2 separate regions of the Mus musculus genome follow, and region 2 is linked to region 1. Evidence: chromatin loops called from intact Hi-C (ENCODE). Cell type or tissue: heart. All regions are shown on one strand. Links, peaks and the distances in the headings refer to the core of each region. The heading gives the core; the rest is flanking DNA.

What was found. Peaks named below come from ENCODE experiments on the same cell type or tissue, not always from the same donor. Only the 100,000 strongest peaks of a DNase experiment are listed, where the experiment ranks them.
Region 2: a loop joins it to region 1, with 3 times the contacts of the local background. A loop is called at or near these places in 3 of 42 quality-filtered maps.

The regions. Positions count from the first base shown.
Region 1 is chr7:80,582,556-80,593,209 of GRCm38, reverse strand. Crtc3 (CREB regulated transcription coactivator 3) reads left to right here. Exons shown (of 15, transcript NM_173863.2): 12 at 332-532; 13 at 614-694; 14 at 2,746-2,848; 15 at 3,259-6,578. The coding sequence ends at 3,467. Among named protein-coding and RNA genes, the nearest start is that of Gm42398, 32 kb to the right of the region's middle. In heart, for the core only: no CTCF peak of the experiment used is centred there; DNase peaks (open chromatin) are centred at 3,819, 5,369, 6,389, 6,859 and 3 weaker places; H3K4me3 peaks cover 1,234 bases; H3K27ac peaks cover 1,564 bases.
Region 2 is chr7:80,683,385-80,694,038 of GRCm38, reverse strand. It overlaps Crtc3 (CREB regulated transcription coactivator 3), which reads left to right and starts at 5,162. Exons shown (of 15, transcript NM_173863.2): 1 at 5,162-5,432. The coding sequence starts at 5,301. In heart, for the core only: CTCF peaks have their summits at 5,323 and 5,917; DNase peaks (open chromatin) are centred at 4,578, 5,148 and 5,818; H3K4me3 peaks cover 2,397 bases; H3K27ac peaks cover 1,919 bases.

The DNA.
Region 1 (10,654 bases), core at 907-8,906:
CTGCTGTTAGCGTTTTGTTAGTGTCTTGTTTTAGTATAGGATGGTTGCGCCAGCTACCTTTTCCAGTCTTCTGTCTCTCACCAGCCGTCGTGACTTTAGAAATAAAACATTATTTGCGCTGAGAAAGCAGAGGAAATTGGCTGTATTCTTGTTTGATTCAACAATAGAAATGATGCTGATAGGAAATGCTTTCCGGGGCACGAGGTGGAGATGTGCTATGAAGGGCTTCTCTAGGCATCACGGGGAGAGCCCAGCTTCTCCTCTCACCAGGCCTTCCTAACCCTGAATCTTAATTCTTGGAAGCTAACAGGTCATGTGGTTTGTTCCACAGATGGTGACCTCAGAGCAGAGCCCACTTTCCTTCCTGCCCACAGACGCTCAAGCCCAAGTGTCCCCACCACCCCCTTACCCCACACCCCAGGAGCTGCCTCAGCCACTCCTACAGCAGCCCCATGCCCAGGAGCCCCCAACTCAGCAGCCCCAGGCAGCCCCCTCCCTGCCACAGTCAGACTTCCAGCTCCTCACTGCCCAGGTAAGCCACTGGGAGCGTGGGGGTGGGGCTTATTTCAGTCTGAACTCCAGCTCTAAACCATTACCTCCTTACTTCCCAAAGGGCTCAGCTTTGACCAGCTTCTTCCCGGATGTGCGCTTTGACCAACAGCCCATGAGGCCCAGCCCTGCCTTTCCTCAGCAGGTAAGTGGCCGCTGCTGTCCCATCTCCTTTATGTATAAAAGGCACCCCTCCTCTCTTTCAGTTGTGTTCTGCAGCCCGGAGGGAGCGCCTTGCATCTTCCCTCCCTCAGTACTGATGTGGCGCCCCATGCCAATGCCTTGTGCAGGGTCAGGTCTCAGTAGAGGGTCTGTTTGAACAGTGAGTGGTGGATTTTCATAGCACTCTAGTCATAGAGTTAGACAGTTTAGTCAATAGAGCCCAAAGACTAAAGTTCCAGCCCCAAAACCTGCATTTAAAAAAAGAAGTAGGTGTCAGATCAGGTGTATCAATGCACACCTTTAATCCCAGCACTTGGGACATAAAGACAGATAGATTTCTGTGAGTTTATGGCCAGTTTGGGTACCAGTTCCAGACTAACCAGGGATACATAATAAGACCCCTTTCAAAAATGGGGAGGGGTGACAGGGGAGATGGCTCAACAGATATGAACACTGGCTGTTCTTCCAAAGGACCCAGTTGTGGTTCCCAGCACCCACATGACAGCTTACAACCTCCGGGAACTCCAGTTCCAGAGGATCTGACACCCTCTTTTGGCCTTCTCAGACACTGGGCATACGCATATGGTGTACATACATATATGTAGGAAAACACTTATGCACATAAAAATAAACCTTTTAAAAACAAAAGATAAAAGAAAGAAATTCCTGATGTGGTTGTGCAATACCCATAACCCTATCACTGGGAAGCCAAGGACAGACGGTCCCTAGGGCTTCCTGGCCCGCTAGCCAGGCCTAGTTGGTAAATTCTAGGCCAATGAGAGACCCTGCCTTAAGTTTAAATGGTAGATAGCATCTGAGGAATAACACCCAAGGTTGCCTTCTGGACTCTAGAACACACACAGTACATGCACACACACACACACACACACACACACACACACACTCACACACACACTGATGTATATATGCACATCCATTCACAGTGACCATAGCAGCTAGCTTATCAGTCTCCTATGTTGGGACTCTGAAGGACGAGGAGACATACCTGGCCCCTGGAGCAGAGTTAGAAAGCAGTGTAGCCTTGTGCCAGCAAGCCTGGTGCTGCACCCAGCTCAGGCCGTGGCTCTCTAAGAGAGCTGAGCCCAGGACCAGGGTAGGGGAAGTTCCCATCACAGTGTTTTCAGTCAGTCACCTTCTTTTGCTTTTATATTTTTACACCTCGAGATTTTAGTGTTTGGTAAGGATAGTCAGGCTCTAGAATGAATTAAAAAGCGAAGGAAGGACAGGCCCAGCTCCAGAACGTAATAACAGAAAATAGTAAAACAGATAAAGATGCTGGTGCCAAGTGGGCTCTGGCAGGGCCTTGTGGCGAGAGCAGGTAGTTCTCACCTCTCTGCCATTCCCTTCTGTTATTTTTGTAATTTGTGGTACTGGGTGGCAGACCCAGGGTCTAACACGTGCCAGGTAAGCACTCTACCCCTGAGCTACCCGCAGCCCTACCTCGCTGTTTCATAAAGATGTAGCCCTAGCAAGCTAGGCGAAGATCAGCACTCTCCTCAAAAGTGTCAGAGACATTTTTGAGGAGACATTTTTTTAATGGTTTTAAAAATTAGTTTCAGCATAGATTCCTCAATGAGACCCCAGTTGTAAGCTGCCCTCACATACCTTGTCCTAGAGAGACAAGGATGGCGGGAAGGGAAGGGAAGGCGTTCTCTCTCTCTTATCCCCAGAGCCAGAGAGCCTACTGTTTCCTTGACCACAGAGGGACCTCTGAGGGGCTCGCACAGGCCTTGGTGAGGCTGAGGAGCGGGGATATCTGAGACTCAGAGTCTGAACTGTGCCCACTGTGTCTCTTGGGGCTGTGTAGCAGGCAGAGTATAGGCAGAGAAAAGTCACCCAGTGTGGTCCTCACAGACCCACCTGAGTACCAGGGGATGTTGTGCCTATGATAGCGCACCGCAGAGCCCTCCAGGATCCTAGATGGGACTGTGGGACAGTAGGGACAGTCTGCCCTTGCTCACACACCTCAGAGACAGAGCCCCTTGACCACAATGTGGCTTTCGATGCTTCCAGGTGCCTTTGGTACAGCAGAGCCACCGAGAACCACAGGACTCATTCCACTTGAGACCAAACCCATATTCCAGCTGTGGCAGCTTCCCAGGCACCATCCTGACAGGTGAGCATGGGCCCCGCCCCAGCTTCATTGCTGGTCTCCTCTCTGTGTGTTTACCGCTGTGCGGCAGGTTAAATCACGCAGCATTAGGTAAATGAAACCCCCGGGTGATTAAAAACCATTGTGGGGAGACCTACAAAACGTCAAAGAGTTAGCTGGGCATGGCAGTACACATCTGTCATTCGAGCACTTGGGAAGCTGAGATAGGAGGGACCCTTGAGGTTGAGGCCAGCCTAGGCTACATACAGAGTGAGGCCCTATCTAAGAAAAAAGGTTGATCCAGGGGTAAGAGCCATGGGTCTGGGAGTGGTCAGTAGCTGGGTGCTCACTGTCCTGTCTGGGCATGTTGGGGACTGTCACTCTTTAAAAGCCTTGGTCCTCCTGTCTCCAAATTTCCTCTCTGCTCCTTTCAGAAGATACAAACAGCAACCTGTTCAAAGGCCTTAGCGGGGGGCTGTCGGGCATGCCAGAGGTCAGCCTGGACATGGACACCCCGTTCCCTCTGGAAGAGGAGCTGCAGATCGAACCCTTGAGCCTCGATGGACTCAACATGCTAAGTGACTCCAGCATGGGCCTGCTGGACCCCTCTGTGGAGGAGACGTTTCGAGCTGACCGGCTATGAGCACAGTGCAGTGGAACTGGGGAACTGAAATGGCCAGAGAAAGCTGGGGTGGAGCCAGCAAACACCCTGCCGGTGGTCACAGCCAGCAAACACCCTGACAGTGGTCACAGCCAGCAAACACCTTGACGGTGGTTACAGCATAGAGGGAGCCGCTGCCCCGGGCTCTCCACTGAGCTCAGCCAAGGCTTTGCTAGACACAGCTGCACTCTTCGGCCCATGGCACCAGTTGTACTGCTGCAGGCCAGCTGCTTTGGAGCTTCCGGTGACCAGGAAGCTGACCATGTCACCCTTAATTCTCTTTATTGGCCATCCAGTCAGTCAGTGTGTAAATGTAGAAAATGCTGTGTAACACGTCAGTGCTCCAAACCTCAGATTCCCATCAGCACTGAAGATGGAACGCTATAGGAGGCAGTTGGGGGCCTCGGGCCCGTGTAGTTGGCTCAGTGTCACACAACGGTACCAGAGCACCATGATGCCTTTCTGTCTGACCGCCAAGGCCAGGCAGCCCTCCAGCTGGCGGGTATTCTGGGCCCAGCCATCACTCTGTCCAATGGCTCACTTAAAATGAAGAAGCTTACCCAGCCGTCCCAGGGCAGGCTTAAGTTAGGCAAACTGAAGGCAGTTTGCTTCCTCCCGGTTTATGATCTCTTTGCTGCTGCTTCCTGTATGCGCACCTTTCCCTCACAGACAGGAGGAGAGGGAGACCTGTTTGCTCACTGAAAAAAATGTCCTTGGAAACAGGATGAGCCTAAGGAGGACAGCGCTCCTAGGAGAATGGAGGAGGAAAGGGAGGCTACAGGTGTGTCACCTGCACAAGATGCCCTCCCTCTTAGGCCTGCCACCCTCCAGCCCACTGGAAGGAGCTGCTGGGACTCGTATTAGTGCAGGGCAGCTGAACTGCCCTTCTCCCCAGCTGCCCTGCAGACCTCAAGTTTAATGCAATGCCCACTAGACTGTAAGCTCCCAGAGGGCAGGAACTGTGCCTTGTTCTGTATTGACCCCTAGTGCCCACCAAGTGCCTGGTAGGAGTGCATGTACCCAGGATGGAGGAGAGAGGGACTGTGCCTCGTGGTGGGGCGGTCTAACCTGCAGCTCTCTCTGTCCCCTGCCTTAGCTCAGAGCTTCACCTTTCAGACTCACTTGAGTGTGCCTTAACACTAGGTGACCAGACCTGCCACTAGGCTCAGCGCCACTCCTCCTAGGGAATATGTCCCTCAGCAGCTAGGTGGACATCATCCAGTGCATCCAGCATGGCTGATCACACCAAGCCCCAGGAGTGTGGGGCACCTGGCATCCAGACTGGGCCCCCACAGCAAATTCTTCCTCTCGGACCTTTTCCTTTTTTTTTTTTTCTAAATTGCTTAAAATAGAGGTGCAAACTTTGAGGTTAAGAAATAAGGCCTGGCTGGGCGTGGTGGCACCCGCCTTTAATCCCAGCACTTGGGAGACAGAGGCAGTATGATTTCTGAGTTTGAGGCCAGCCTGGTCTGCAGAGTGAGTTCCAGGATAGCCAGGGCTACACAGAGAAACCCTGTCTCGAAAAAACAAAACAAAACAAAACAAACAAAAAAGAAAGAAAGAAGGCCTGGTTCATGGGACTCTTTTATTCATTAACGCCTTCTCACACAGTAAGTAATCTGAGCAGATTCTACCAGCACCTGCCTCCTAGCCCCACATGAGGAAAGTGATGTCCACCCAGCACAAGGGAGGAGCCGGGGTGGGTGAGGAGGGCCCTGGAGGAGAACTTTTGCCTGACGCCTGCTCCCCTTCCTGCGACATGGGCTGAAGCTGAGGCTCAGTGGCTGTCCCCACCCAGGAGAGCAAGGGTGGAGTAGAAGGAAGCTGACCCATCTGTGCCTGAGGCGAGGAAGCCTGGGAATCAGAGGCTGCTCCAGCTCCCCACACCGCGGCTCTTCAGACAGCCGGGTGGAGCTGTGCGGCCACGTGCCCCAGTCTCTGCTGTTTAATTGGAAACTAAATTAGAATCCTCTTCCCCTGACCATGCCACTGGCCTGGTCCTGAGATCCCAGAGCACCCGGGGTGACTTTAGTTAAAGTGGAAGCTTTTCACTCCTCTGAGCTGCCCAGCGCCCCAGCATACACACTCAAGCCAGCTCCCGTGTCCGTCTTCAGGCAGAGATCGATGCTGATGTAAAAGTTGAGAGGAAGGGGTTTCCAGCACAATCTGCTCTCTGCGTTGAGCCTGATCCGTGGGATCATCGTGTCGGTGACGCCCACACACCGGGGAAGAGGCAGGTGTGAGGTGACAGGGTCAGGAGGGGGAGGACCCTGAAGGAGAATCCCTGCTTGCACAGCTGCTGTCCTCTGGTGAAGGCGTAACGGGAGATCTCACCCCATACCCTACGCTGCCCTGTTCCTGAGGCTTTCTCCAGCCAATGGGAAAGCGCTGGCTGCAGGGGCGGGGGGGGGGGGGGGGGGGGAGTTGAAAAAAAAGAAAACCCAAAAACCAAAAGAGACAATGTAGCACTGAATTAAATCTGCCCATAGGCCTATCAGCCTGATCTTTTCATGTGTGTAGCTTTAAGCCACTAGAGAGCCTACCGGTCTACATGGTGTTGAGTACAGCAGGAGACTGCGTTGCCCTGCTGCAGTCGTGTGAGCCTGCACTCGATGCTGCCTTTGTGACTAGCCTGTCTTAGGCGGCAGCATTGAAGTGGCTACCGGCTTCCCCAGACCTCTCTTCAGTGTCTTCTCTCTGTCCCACCAGCTGCCCTTCCCCAGCACTGCAGGGTGGTGGGTTTTAGCACACGAGTGTGGGGAGAAGTGAGGATGAGCTCTCCTTTGCCCTGCTCCCTTCCCCCAAGTCTACTGTATATTCTCTGGGCCGAGAGGTCGTGTATTCATGCTCGTGCACATATCTGAAGACATTTCCTGTTGGGCTCTTCTGATTTATGCACAGATGGTTCCCAGTGTTCCCACTGCTCCAGAACGGGGCCATCCCAGCAGCTAGTCAGACTTCCGGCCAGTGTCCTAACTCCCGGCCTTTTGTTAAGCAATATTGAAAGATCGGACTTTGTATAAAGTAGCTTCCAAGTTTTATAATGCATCATTTTACATCTTTCATAATTAAAAGCAGCACAATATGGTTGTATCTGCTCTCGGTGTTTCTCTTCAGCCTTGGGGGCAACGAAGGGCTGGGTGGGCAGCTTCTCCAACCATCTCTGCCTCCTTGGCTGGCAGTCACTGATCTGCAACCATGGCTGAGTCCTGAGCCAGCCCTTCCTGAGCCTCCTCGTTATATATCAAAGGCGCACAGTCCTGTTAAAACTGGGTAACAAGGACAGGGCTCCCTGGATGGCTCAGTCTCCTGCCTCACCCTGGCAGTTGCCCCACCCCTTAACCCAGTTGTTCTGTCCCAGTCCAGCGCTGACACCTCTTCCCATGCCTCTCTTCAGAGGCATGCCCCCTCAGCCACACTGAGTGCTTGGATTAGGGGTGACTCCTGAAATCTCCCTCAGACATCCCACTTCTGACCAGCGTCTTCAGAGTCCACCTCAGCCCTGGTCTCTCAGCATGTGTGACCTCATCCAGGCCCTTCTCCCTGACTCCTGGCTTGGTCCCTGGGATTAGCAGCCTCCAGGAAGCCTGCAGACAGCTCTCTTTGCTCTGACTGCCCATACCTGGCCTTTTCTATTCAGAAACTCAGCCAGCCCACCTTGCCCACCAACCCGTCCTCTGCTCTCTCTGGGTCCCTCTGGAAACCTTGTGAAGCACTCTCTCCCCTCCAGCCACCCCCAGATCTTTTCCTCCTCTGTTCTCTGTCTCATCCCCCTCCCCTAAGCTTGTCCAAATCTCTCACTACCTTATTCCCCCTCCCCTATGGTGCATCGGTCTAACCTGGGTTCATCTTTCCTGTGTCATTACTCTGTTCTTCCTCCAAGAACTACCTGAGTTCCCACCCCAAGGCCCTCTACCTCAGCCTTTGCATCTGCCTCAGTCTCCTCCCTAAGACAGAAAGCAAGCCGCTTCTCCTCAAGTTCCCTCAGACTACAGGCTATCTCCTGCCTTCCCCAGAGCGCAGACCCATCACCTCCCACACCCAGCTGTGAACTCCCTTGGCCTGTGCACACTGAACACTTGGAGCCTTTCTCGGGTCCTGCCTTGTTAGTTCCTATCCTGCTGACCCTCCCCCAACCCAGAAGCCCTCCCTTGGACTACACCCTTTCCCTCAGGCCCACACACTCCCCTATAGTCCTTCATCATCTGCTTCCGCCAAGCGTGTACCCCTCACCCTCGGTCTCATCCACGTGCCACCCCACCTACCTTCTACTTACAAATCTGTGCGTGAGGACTGCACAGATGGCTCAGTGGTTATGAGTACCGATTGCTTTTTCAGAGGACCTGGGTTCAACTCCCAGCACCCACCTAGCAGCTCACACCTATCTGTAATTCTGGTTCCTGAGAATCTGGCACCCTCACATGTAGGCAAAACACCAAAGCACAGAAGAAGAATAAACCTTGTTAAAAGTGAAAAAATCTGTGGGTGAGAAACCATCCCTCAGTATTGGCCTTCCATGCCCACAGTTCTCAAGGGTTCAGGTGGGCGCGTGGCTGTTGCCCTTATGCCGAATCCCTGTGCCTGGCATAGAGTCGGAGCTCAGTCACTACCTCCCTGCTGCTAAGCTCTTTCTGTGGTCACAGTTGTCACCCCAGTGCTCCAGCTGCTGAGTAAGCCATTCTCTCCACACTCAATCCAGCCTGAGCCCCAGTGGGACACTCAGAAGCCCCCACTCTGGCTCCCTCCTCACCCCTGCTCACCCAGCAGCCCCGTCTACACTCAACAGAGTGGTGCTTTTTTTCCATATTTTCTGCTCATTCTTTGAGAATTTCATACATCTCTGCAGTGGATACTGGTTAAACAACACACCCCATGCCCCCTTCACCTCCTAGACCTCACCGCCACCTCCCTCCCCCCACACCAATTCATCCTTTTATAGCCCATGGGGTTCAGTGAGCACTGTCCTTAGCCACTGGGACACGGGCATCCTAAAGGATCACGTCCACTCAGAGGGACAGATTTTACTTCATCTTTCTGCACCTCTGAAATGAAACAAACACCTTCCATGTCATGATACTGGGTTGTGGGAAGTGAACTTGCACAATTCAAGAATTTAGAATTGTTCCTGGCACCAAGAATTCCATCAGCCGATGTCAGTTTTTTTAAGACCCTGGCTGGCCTGGAGTTCACAGGGATCCTCCTTTGCCTCTGACTCCAGCGCTGGAACTGAAGCCATGCCACACCTGGCAGTCAACATCATTTTTTACAACTATTTGTTACATGAATCTGTCCCTTTGAGGACAATATGTACTGATGCTTAGAGTACTGGGCTTGTACAACACTTGATTTGAAATGCCAAATATTAGCACTGGAGGGTTACTCTAAATGGGCTTCACTGTGCAGCTCTGGAAAGTAAGATTTGCAGTAAGATCTTGGGGCTGTGTCCCCATGTGAACACTAGATGGAGCTGAGGCTGTACGAGTGGTTCTAAGGACAGGGGAAACAACCAAAGAAAGAGAGCCACTTGATCCCCTGGGTCTCTGAAGATTGGCATCAGGAAGGACTGACGCCCACAGTGACAGAAGGCCATCAGCATCCTTAGTGACCACTACCAACGATCAGACACTGCACACCCACGTTCCTTCCAGCAACCTAAAAGAACTGCAGAGAGGCTCAGGGTCACCTATCTGCCAGTGGGCACGCAAGGCCCTGACCCTAAGGAGACTGACTCCACGACCTCCTGCTTTCTGTCTCTGTCCTTGCCATGGCACAGGATTCCCAAGGCTTCAAGCTACATCCTGAAGCCGGGCAAGCTGCTATACACATGGAAGCCGAATGCTTGGGAGGTGGGACAGATGTCCACGGCCAGCCTCAGCTATATGACAAGACTGAAGCCAGCCTGGGCTACATGATACCCTGTCTTAGAAATACATACATATATATACACGTATACATACATACATATATATGGAGAGAGAGAGAGAGAGAGAGAGGTGCTGGAGAGGGAACTCAGTGGTTAAGATCACTGACTGCTCTTCAGAGAACCCAGACTCAATTCCCAGCACCTGCACGGCAGCTCACAACCATTCAAGACTCCAGTTCCAGGGAGCCTATGCCCTTTTCTGGCCTCTGTAGGCACTGGATGCATTTTTTTTAATGTAAAATTTAAAAAAAAAAAAAAGGTGTTTTAAAGGGCTTTACTGGCCTGGGGAAGAAAGTGAAACCCTGAATTGATCTCTACCACTGTCCAGAAAGAAAGAGCCTTGTTTTTATAAATGTGCACATTCATGATCACAGATGCAAAACAGCGCCGAGCCACACCCCTGAGGCTAGGCTTTCAAGTGGTTGGAACCTGGAACTCCTAGAAATCACTGGGGCTGGCTGGTACCCAGGCAGCTTTGGTAGAGAGGTGTGCACCGTGGATGATAGAGAAAGGATCAGCGGTAGGGGAATGCGCCCCAGTAATAGTGTGCTTTTAAGAAAAAAAAATTCTGTTTAACAGAACAAAAGGAAATCTAGATGTGATGGGGAAAGTTACCAAGCCACAAAGAGTCACATGCTTTTTACGTCGCTAATACGTTTTTTCAAAGAACAATACTAAGTGCTTGACTTGTGCTTTTGACAGACTGGGACTGCGGACAGACAGACGGACAGACGGCATCTCCCGAGGACCCGAGTTTAGGAGAGGAAATGAGCTCGTCACCACTTCCGGGCTCCTTCCCCTCCCACATTTTATGAGTTTGAGTTTTCTCATTGTCAAGGCTTGCACTATTTACATCCTGTCCGGTAACCTTCGCTCCCACCATTGTTTGGCCGCTGTTCCGGGTGTGGACTCCGTGCTCTGGCCTGTCCTTGCAGAATGGGCTTCCCACTCCTCATCCCCCACCCATTCCTCCTAAGCCTTTGTCATCAGGGAATCTTTGCCAGAAGGGCTGAGCTAGTCCCAGCCACAGGTGTCTGGATTCTCTGCTGCCAACCTTGAAGGTTTTACAACAGCCTGATTTATGCCTGATGCCTGGGGGAAATTGATAGGGAAAAACAAACAAACAAACAAACAAGAAAAAAAACTACTGTGCTGCTATGCCTCCCAATATAAGTACGGGAGTCCTGACTCGGAGTTGGTGATGGATGGTTGAAGTGTTAGAATTTGGAACTAAAGAAAATAACCG
Region 2 (10,654 bases), core at 1,540-9,539, 100 kb before region 1:
AGAAAATGAACAGTTTGTGAGGTCAAGCCTGACATAGACAGCAAGGTTACAGGGTCATCTTCAGCAGAAATGACTTTCTAAAATTATAAACCTCAAGCTGGAGAGATGGCTCAGCGGTTAAGAGCACTGACTGCTCTTCCAGAGGTCCTGAGTTCAATTCCCAGCAACCACATGGTGGCTCACAACCATCTGTAATTGGATCTGATGCCCTCTTCTGGTGTGTATGGATTCAGCTACAGTGTACTCATTCATATATAAAATAAATAATTCTTTAAAAAATGTTAACCTCTATACTTACTCCAAGTAATTTCACACAATTTATTTACTGGATTAAGATTTAAGGTGGCATGGCTGAGTGGTAGAGACTTGGGTCTCACATGCAAGATGCTGCATTCACTAAAGAAAATTATGCAAGTTAACTATGAGAAGACTGGAAATAGAGCGAGTGCACTTTAAGTATTTGACAGCCGCTGGTGCTGTGCTCAGGCTGATGGGGACAGTTCATTTAGGACCTATCCCAGTGCCCTTCAAGATGGCAAAAGCTGAAAAGTTAGAATTATGTTTCCTAGACGAACTTGCAGCTAGGATTCTGGGCACAATTTTGCTTCTTCTCATTATTATTATTATTATTACTTTTTATCGTACAAGATCAGTAAATTGGAGGTTGGAAAGATGACTTAGTGATTAAAAGCACTTGCTGCTCTTCCAGAGGACCAGAGTTCAATTCCCAGCACTTACAGTCAGGCAGCTGAGCTGCCTATAAGTTGAGTTTCCAAGGATCCAATATCCTTTCCTTGTGCTTTGTGCATGGTGGTGGAGTCGGAGTTCTCCCTGGGCTCTCGCCATGACCAGGCAGGAGTTGCTCCCCTATGGCAGGATGGCTGCATGAACTTCAGGCAGAACTGAGTCCTCATCATATGCTCGCCTTTACCATTGATATCTCAGCTCTTAGCAGCTTCAGCAACTCCTCCCCGAGTTTAAGAACTTCTGCCTTTTCACTTTAAAAAGAAAACCCAAAAAGGGCACAGCACTTCGTGACTTGTGTTCAGTGCATCTGATCTGCCAGCATCACAGCGCCTGGGCTTTCTCTTTGTCCCTACCCCCTCCCCAGAGACAGGGTCTCCTGTAGTCCACCTGCTCTCAAGCTGGCCAGGCACTTTAGGCCGGCCTTGGACTTCTGCATCCCACCTCCCAAACGCTGAGATTAAAGATGTGTACCACCTGGGCCGGCCAGGGCTTATTCCCTGTTTTTAAACTATGCATGTGGGTATGAACTTGTGAGTACAGACACCTGGCAGCGCCAGCGGCCTTGATCTCCTTGAGCTGGATATAGCCAGTTTCTAGCCACCTGACTTGGGCGCTGGGAACTAAACTTGGGGTCCTCTACAAGAGCAGAAGTCCTTAACCACTGAGCCATCTCTCGAGTCCTCAGGGTTTTATCCCTAAGTCTCATCATATTTATCGTGCTCACATGGACATTGTCAGAGATCATCTTTTAGGAGCCGGTTAGTTCTGCAGATGTCACGCTTGCACAGTAAAAGTTTCATCCACTGGTTTATGTTGCAGGCACCCAGCTGGCCTTATTTCTTATTATTTGAACACTGTTATTTAGTGTGTGCCTGTGCATGTGTGTGCTTGTGTGTATGTGTACGTAAAGTGCTTGTGTGTGAAGGTCAGAGGACAACTTTTTGTTTTGTTTTGTTTTGGTTTTTCGAGACAGGGTTTCTCTGTATAGCCCTGGCTGTCCTGGAACTCACTTTGTAGACCAGGCTGGCCTCGAACTCAGAGATCCACCTGCCTCTGCCTCCCGAGTACCGAGTGCTGGGATTAAAGGCGTGCACCACCATGCCCGCTCAGAGGACAACTCTTAAGAGTTGGGTCTGTCTTTTTTTTTTTTTTTTAACACTAAAGCAGTTACTCCCTACTTAGCTTAAGGGACCCACTTTTTTTGTGGGGGGGTGGTTAAGATTTATTTATTTATTTATTATATGTAAGTACACTGTAGCTGTCCTCAGACACTCCAGAAGAGGGAGTCAGATCTCGTTACGGATGGTTGTGAGCCACCATGTGGTTGCTGGGATTTGAACTCCTGACCTTCGGAAGAGCAGTCGGGTGCTCTTACCCACTGAGCCATCTCACCAGCCCTTTTTTTGTTTTTTGAGACAGGGTTTCTCTGTGAAGCCCTGGCTGTCCTGGAACTCTCTCTGTAAACCAGGCTGGCCTTGAACTCAGAAATCTGCCTGCCTCTACCTCTCAAGTGCTGTGATTAAAGGCATGCGCCACCACCACTGCCCAACGGGTCTGTCCTTCTTGCATGTGGATCCTGGGGATCAGACTCAGGATGTTAGGCCTGGTGGCAGTGCCTTTACTCACTGAGCCACCTTGCTGGTCCCTGGTTGAGGCTTTTTTTTTTTTTAATTAGGTGAAATAAAGGTGAAGAAAGTACATTATTTTGATAGTTGATCTACTACCAGAGACCTTACTAAGTGACCACACAGGCAGGCGGTCTGTAGGGCACGGTATGCTTGGTTAGTGGATCCCTCCCACCCATTGTGAGACGACACAATGTTTCATCATGCTGCTCAGATTGGCAAGCAATGTAAAAACTCATGAATTATGAATTTTTTGGAAATGTCCCACTTAATATTTTTAGACTACGGTTGATGGAGTATAATTGAAGCCTTGGAAATGAAACTGTGGGTGGGGAACAGTCTCCTCCTGTGTGTTTTCTGAGCCTCTGCTTGGAGCTCAGTGTAGTGACAGCTTTCCCAGCTGGCTTCCAATCTCAAGAGAGGGAATGGTTCCTTTGCTGCCTCTTGTCTGCAGCCTGGCGCTCCATCAGCGTCTGCTCTCAGCCCTCCAAACAGGCATCTCAGCAACCCCTTTATTACCCGAACTAGCCAGAAAGTCCTACTTTATTTGGTTTTGTTTGTTTGTTTGTTAAGGTGGTGGGGAAGGAGGGCTGACTCACTCTGTAGACCAGGCTGGCCTCCAACTCACAGAGACCCAACGGCAGCCTTTGCTTCCTAAGTACTGTTATTAAATGGTGTGTGCCACCATGCCCAGATTTTTCTTTTGTTTTCTTCTTTTTTTAAAGATTTATTTTGATTGCATTTAATCATGTGTCTATGTGCCTCTGTGTGGCATGCATACTTGGGTGCAGGTGCCTGTGGAAGCAAAGTTATCATAGTCCCTGGAGAGAGAGTGACAGGTGGCTGTGAATGCCCAATTTGGGTGTTGGGTACCAACCTCAGGTTCTCTGAAAGAGTAACACATTTGCTTTTTTTTTTTTTTTTTTTTTTTGAGACAGAGTGGCCCAGAATGACCCTTAACTTGCAGTCTTCCTGCCTCCACCCTCCAGGTAGTGAGATCTCAGATGTATGACACCATGTCCAGCCTGGCTCATCTGTGTGAAAATGAACTCAGTATGGCATAAAAGCAGAAGGCAACACGTAAAGAAAAAGCATGGATGGACTGGAGGGATGGCTCAGTGGTTAGGAGTGCCTACTGCTCTTGCAAAGGGTCAAGGTTCAGTTCCCGGCACCCACATGGTACAGATGGTAGCTCACAAGCAACCGTCTGTAACTCCAGCTCCAGGGGACTAAGGCCACCTTCTGGCTACCAAGGATCCCTATACATAGATGCTGCACATAATTGCATGCAAGCATACACACATACATATAAAAATCAAGAAATATAAAATAAGAAAAAAAAGCATGGTGGGTAGGACAATACAACAGACACATAAGCCTAATTATAACAAAACAATCTAGGGACTAGTGAGCTCCCTAAGTCGGTAAATGTGCCTGCCACCAACCTGAGTTATTGGCGGATGTGAGTACACACACACACACACACACACACACACAAAATGAATAATGAATGAATGTAAAAAACCAACACATATAAAAACAGTTGCAGGAAATACAAAAGTTGCACATCATGTCTATAAATTCTTTTTGGTTTTGTTTTTGAGACAAGGTCATCATACAGTCTGGACTGGCTTTCTTCTCATTATGTAGCCAAGGAGGACCTTGAACTACTGATCCTGCTGCCTCTAACTCCTGACTGCTAGGATTACAGGCACTTGCCATAATGCCCAGCCTCATTTTTGTATAAATTTTAAACATAAAACTTCCTATCCCACATAGAGTAACTGGATTAATAAATCATACACAATAAAAGGAAGAACAGAATAATAAGTATATGTTAATTTTGAAAAAATGAACAGTAGTGTTAGACATCACTACCAACATAGTTACTTTTTATGGAGACAAAGAATGAGGTGGGGTTCTTTTTTTTTTTTTTTTAAATAAACTCCAAGCATATGAAGCAAAACGATTTTTAAAAAGTCTTATTGTGTATGTGTGTCTAGGTATGTGCTTGCTACAGCCTGAGTGTGGAGGCCAAAGGACAAGTCTCAGGAGTCAGTTATCTCCTTCCACATGAGTCATTTAGCTGGCCCCAAAATGCCTTTTAAATTTTATTTGCAGTGTTGGAATCAAACCCAAGGCCTAGGGCTTGTCACACAAGCGCTCTACAGCTGAACACCGTCCCCAGGCTCTGCAAAAATGTTTTGATGGTTTAATCATGAGGTGCGTGGGCGTTGTTGTTATTTTCCGTATTTCTCCTCATGTCGCTAATACGTCCTAATTCACAGAACACAGTCATGCTCAACACTCTCCAGGACATCTTGGTGTACAATTATGTTGGAAGCAGCTTCTGGGCTAAAAAGGGGGAAGCCTGACGAGGCCACTTGCTGTTTTACCAGCGAAGTTGAACGGATGGGAGAGATGGCTCAGTTAAGAGTACAAACAGCTCTTACAGAGGCAAAGACCCGTGTTTGGTTCCTAGATTAGTGTGATCTCCGTGGGTGCCTGCATGCACATATACATATGTACACATCCACACTGGGCAGTGGTACCCAGCGGCTCTCACACATTGGTGCAGCTTAACTTTACAGACGTGATATAGGTGTGAGAAGTCCCGAAGCAGGCTGGGGACCGTGGGCTCAGCCCTCGGTCGGCTCGCCGGAGGTCGAGCTCCCCGGCTGGGAGGCCGGGCTTCGGGGCCCGGAGGCCGGGCGGGCCGCGCCGAGGGCGGAGCCGCCGCGCGGGGGCGGACCTCGGCGCGCTCCCGGCCGCTCGCTGGCTCTGGGGCCGCGGCGGCTCCTCTGCCGGGTCGCGCCGGAGGACAGGTTTCGGGCGGCGGCTTGGGCGGCCTGCGGACAGACCGGGTGGGCCGAGCAGCGGAACCCCGCGCCTGCCGTGTGCCTAGCCCGCTAGCGCCGGGCGCGCGCCATGGCCGCCTCGCCCGGTTCGGGCAGCGCCAACCCGCGGAAGTTCAGTGAGAAGATCGCCCTGCACACGCAGCGGCAGGCCGAGGAGACGCGGGCCTTCGAGCAGCTCATGACCGACCTCACCCTGTCCCGGGTGAGCTCCGGGGCCGGCGCGAGCGGTGCGGGCGGGTCCGCGCGGCGGGGAAGAGGTCGCCGGGCCGAGGCGGCGGCGGCGGAGCCGGGCGGGGGCCGCGGGTGGGGAGTGGGGCCGGGGCGGCCGCGGCCTCGGCTCTGGCCGGCCTGGCGACACCGAATGCGGCTTGCTATCTCGGTGGACGGGCCTCGGTGCGTTGAGCTGGAAACGGCCGAGCCCGGGGAGGCGGGCAGCGGGGCCGGGCGGCCTAAGCGGGAGGATGACCCCGAGAGGAAATCGCACGCAGCTGCAGCTCAGAGGCCGGACCGAGGCACGCCTGGTTCGGGCGGTGCGGCTTCTCCGTGGACACCCACGGCCAGCGAGCCCTTGACTGTCGGCGTAGAAGGCCTCGGGGGCCGGAGGGTCGCACATCCTCCCCGAGGGGAAGACTTGGTGCACGCACAAGCGAATCGACGGCTGGCCCCTGAGTGGCAGGGGGCCTTGGTACCACGTTGAGATTCCGTGGCTTTCCCTCCTTCGCCTCTTGGAGGTGCTTTCCGTGGTCCGGTGCATTTGCTCAGCATCAGATATTTAGTGAGAACTGACAGGGTGCCTAGCGCAGATGGTGACTGCGGAGGGACCCAGAGGAATGAGTAAGAGCGAGTCGGAACAAACACCTGGGAGGCTAGACAACTGGAGCGGACGGCAGGGGATGGAGACGGCAGGAGTGTCTGTGTAGACTGCAGAGGGTCAACGTGAGTGGGCAGCCTTGAGGATTCTGAGTGCTGGCCTTGAAGGCACATTGTCAGATGGGGGAGGCTAGGAAGATGCTGGGGGTGGACAGCTGGAAGCAGACGTGTGAGCAGATTGCAAGCTGGTTGTTTCCCTGCTTCCCAAGGTGCAAGCGTATTCTATTTTGGCCACCATAGTGTTTGGGATTGAAAAACAAAAACAAGAAAACTAAAATCTGTTGCTAGGGTTTAAATTGGGAGTTTTTTCTTTTAACATAAATTTAACATAAACTAAACTAACATAAATGTATAGCATAAACTAAACGGACTTACTTTAAAATTAAGAGACTTGGAAACAATCTTGAGTGTTACTTCCCTCAAGTGGAGTGTGAACTCTTTCTTGCTATAATACACTTTACACGGCTCACTGTTACAGCCCCCTACACCGAGACCACTCATCAGTAAGGGCAAAGTGGACTGCTTTCTGAACTTCCATTCTCCATGCACTGAAGGAAGAAGAAGAAAAAAAGGAATATATGAGAGATAAGAGATAGATACAGGATACAGATAGATACAGCCTTCTGTATAGAAGGCTGAAAATTTCAAGGAAAAAAATGTCCTTATGCCCTGAGCAGTTATACTGCTTACAGGTTGGCATCTAAGGCCTTGACATTTTGTGACCTTGATTAGACTGAGCCTGACAAGCTTCGGATGTATTGAAGAGGTGTGGGTAAAAGCCATGGATTAGTGTAAGGCCTGTGTTGATGTTACAAGGCAGACTTTATGCACACATACATGTGCTCTATGTGTCTGTATAGCTAGAGTTGGTCCAGTCGCTCATGCGATTTTGAGGCCCCCTTTAAATCATCCTTTGTGCTGAGGTCATGAGTGATATACAGATTATTTTTAAATGTTTTTTTAAAGATTTATTTATTATTATATGTAAGTACACTGTGGCTGTCTTTAGAAGAGACATACCAGAAGAGGGTGTCAGATCTCTATCACAGATGGTTGTGAGCCATGTGGTTGCTGGGATTTGAACTCAGGACCTCTGGAAGAACAGTCAGTGCTCCTACCCTCTGAGCCATCTCTCCAGCCCCCAGATTATTTTTGTGCTCTGTAGCTCGGCTGGCTTCTAGCTCGACATCCCTTTTCCTTAGTTCATTAATGCTGGGATCACAGACATGCACCATCAGATCTGGGTCAGATTTTTAAAAACAGGTCCTCCTAGATCCTTAGTGTTCATATAGTTTTGATTTTACTCATGTGTGTTTGCACATAATCTTGTGTATATAGTTCACTAGGTAGAGCGTCTATACACTCATAGACCAAAACATTTATGTGTGCAATAACTCAAGGTTACAAATTCATAAATCCAAGTCAAATTTCATGTAGTATGAGAAATGCTATTCTGATGCACTGAACTTGGGGTCTCTATGTGATATGTTGAATTTAATGAACCTGATCAACTGTGGCTTATAGGCTAATCCAGTTGCTATTTCTGCTAATTACTACAAATTACTACAAACTTATGCCATTTTGCCCTGTACCTGGGCCAGGGAGTCATTTGCATGTTAGTTCAGCCTGTGTTTTCTCCTTGACCAATGGGTCCCATTGTGTTTGAACAGACACTTGTGACAGCCCTGAGTGTGCCCAGGGAATTTTTGCTTATTTAGGTTTTTTTTCTTAATTTATTTATGTATATGAGTACACTTTAGCTCTCTTCAGACGCAACAGAAGAGGGCATCGGATCTCATTACAGATGGCTGTGAGCCACCATGTGGTTGCTGGGATTTGAACTCAGGACCTCTGGAAGAGCAGCCAGTGCTCTTAACCGCTGAGCCATCTCTCCAGCCCTGCTCCTTTAGTATTTTAAAGGCTTATTTCCCCACAGAAGTCACAGAATGAAACACTTCTCATAAAGAACTCCTGGGTCCTCAAGTGTTTGTGCACTCTCATTTGGAGAATCGTCCATGTAGTTGGCAGAGGGTGATTGGGTGACCAGTGTACTGACTTTGCTTACTGCTTACAGCAGGCATGTTAACTGATGGGCAGGCACTGCAGTGATCTAGATAACATTTCTTCTTAGCCTGTGTGGAGCTTCAGCTGCTCACGTTATCACGGCCAGTCACTGGGACTGACTTGAACACTACTGAGGGTCTAGATTAGCGGTTCTCAACCTGTGGGTCAGGAGTCCCACAGACGTGGCTGATCAGAGTTTTGCACTACAATTCACAACAGTGGCACAATTACAGTTAGGAAGTAGCAATGAAGTACTCTTACGGTTTGGGGTTACCACAATATAAGGAGTTTTATTAAAAGGTTGCTGTATTAGGAAGGTTGAGAACCACGGCCCTAGATTTTGGAGAATTTTTTTTTCCAGGTTGCTTGCTTCAGCTTCCTCAGAAACAGTGTGAAAGGTTTTGTTTGTTTGGTTTGGCTTGGTTTTTTTCAAGACAGGGTTTCTCTGGCTGTCCTGGAATTTTCTCTGTAGACAAGGCTGGCCTCGAACTCAGAGATTTTCCTACCTCTGCCTCCTGAGTGTTAAGAGTACAGGTGTGCACCACCATGCCCAGCTAGCAGAGAGGCAGTCTGGAGAAGGAGTACCTGCCCATTGTGGTACCTAGCTGGGATCTCCCGGTAAGGAGAGGGAGGAGAGCGGAGGCAGGTCAGCCTGGGAACTGCTGCTGGGTTTTGAATGATTTCTGTGCTGTTGGTAAGTTGGATGCTTCCAGTACAGTTAATGGACTGTTTATGCGAGGTATGTGATGGGGGCTTGACAGTCTTCTTAGTGTGCTCACTAGTACTGTGTCTGTAGTGTGTGCCTGGGGCTCCTGTGGTTGCTTGGGATGTTGTATGAGCAAGCAACAGTGCAGACTGATGGGCGTTAAGATCTAGTGAGGAAGATATTTAAGAAGTAAGGACCCATCTTGGTGAATGTTATAAAAAGGAAGTAGCTGGAGCTCTGGGCGTGGGTAGCTCGAAGTCTTTGCCATTATCTGAATGTCTAAGGGATCTGTGGGAATGGGGAGAGAATTTTGGGATAGATGTGGAAAGGCAATGAGCTTCTGGCAGAGTCTACGGTCCAGCAGGATGACTGGGAGAGAGATTTGAGGTGCTGGGGATGCCACAAGGGTCAGGTTGTAGATGTGGGATTTGGGACCCGATCCTACAGCAATAGTAGGCCATTGGAGAGGTTGATCCCGGGGGGATCTGTATCTTCAAAGGATCCTTCTAGCGAGAATCTAAGAGGAGGCCATGGTGGAGAAGGTGTTCTGAGACTGTACAGCAAGCTCTGGCAGGGCTGGGTGGCATTGATAGTTCGAACAGGTTGATGCTTACAAAGTGTAAGGAGCTTTGGAAACGCCAGCAAGGTGAGAGGGAGAACTGAAAATGATCCCAGGCTTCAGGCATGTCAGGGTCCTGGAGGGGCAACACTCTGAAATAGCAGGGTGGGGCTGTGAAGAGAGGCTGAGTTTGAGGCTTCTAAGCCGTAGGAAGCATGTTCTAGCAGGCTGTTGTCTCTAGGGACTTGCGCCTCAGGAGGGGAGGCTAGGTCTCCCTCCTGTTTGGAGCTCTTTGGAGTTTAGCCACAGGAGATTTGATGCTTAGGGAGAGTTTTGAGACCACATACTACAGGTAGGGGAGTGTAGTTCAGTTGGTAGGGTACCTGAATCGAGTGCTCCAAGTCCTGAGTTTGATCCCCTGCATACGTGTTAGTGGCTCATACCGGCAGTCCTAGCACTTGGGAAGTTGAGGCAGGAGGATGAGAAATGTAAGGTCATTCTCAGCTACACAGGATATTTGAGGTCAGCTACCCTATTTAAAACAAATGACCCTTCAGCCCCACAAACTACAAACTGACTGGTGACCTTCACCCTATTTTTGGCTCTCTGACATATTTTTATTTTGTTTTCCCAAAACATGTGTATGTGTATGTGTGTCTGTGTGTGTCTGTTTTCTATGCCAGTGTGTACCTGTGTCTGTGTGTGTGTGTGTATCAGTGTTTATGTCCCTGTATGTGTGTGTCTGTGTTTATGTCCCTGTATGTGTGTGTCTGTGTCTATGTTTCTGTATGTGTATCTGGGTCTATGTCTATGTGTGTCTGTGTTCTTACATCTGTTTAATAAGGGCCAGTAATGACCATTAGTATTGTACATTAAATGAGATCTTTTAGCAACGTCTGCCTCACATTTCTTTCCTTTTTGATTAAAAAATTTATGTTTTTATTTTATGAGTGCTTTGCCTGCATGTATGAAAGTGTACTACGTGGGTATCTGGCGCTCACACAGGCCAGAAGAGGGTGCTGGAGAACCTGGAACTGGAGTTAGGGCTAGCTTGTGAGCTGCCATGGTGGTGCAGGGAACCAAACCTGGGTCCTCTGCAAACGCAGGAAGGGCTCTTGACTTTTCTCTGTCCGTGTGGTGTGTGTGTGTGTGTATGTGTGTGTGTGTGTGTGTGTGTGTATGTGTGTGTGTGTGTATGTGTGTGTGTGAGTGTGTGTATGTGTGT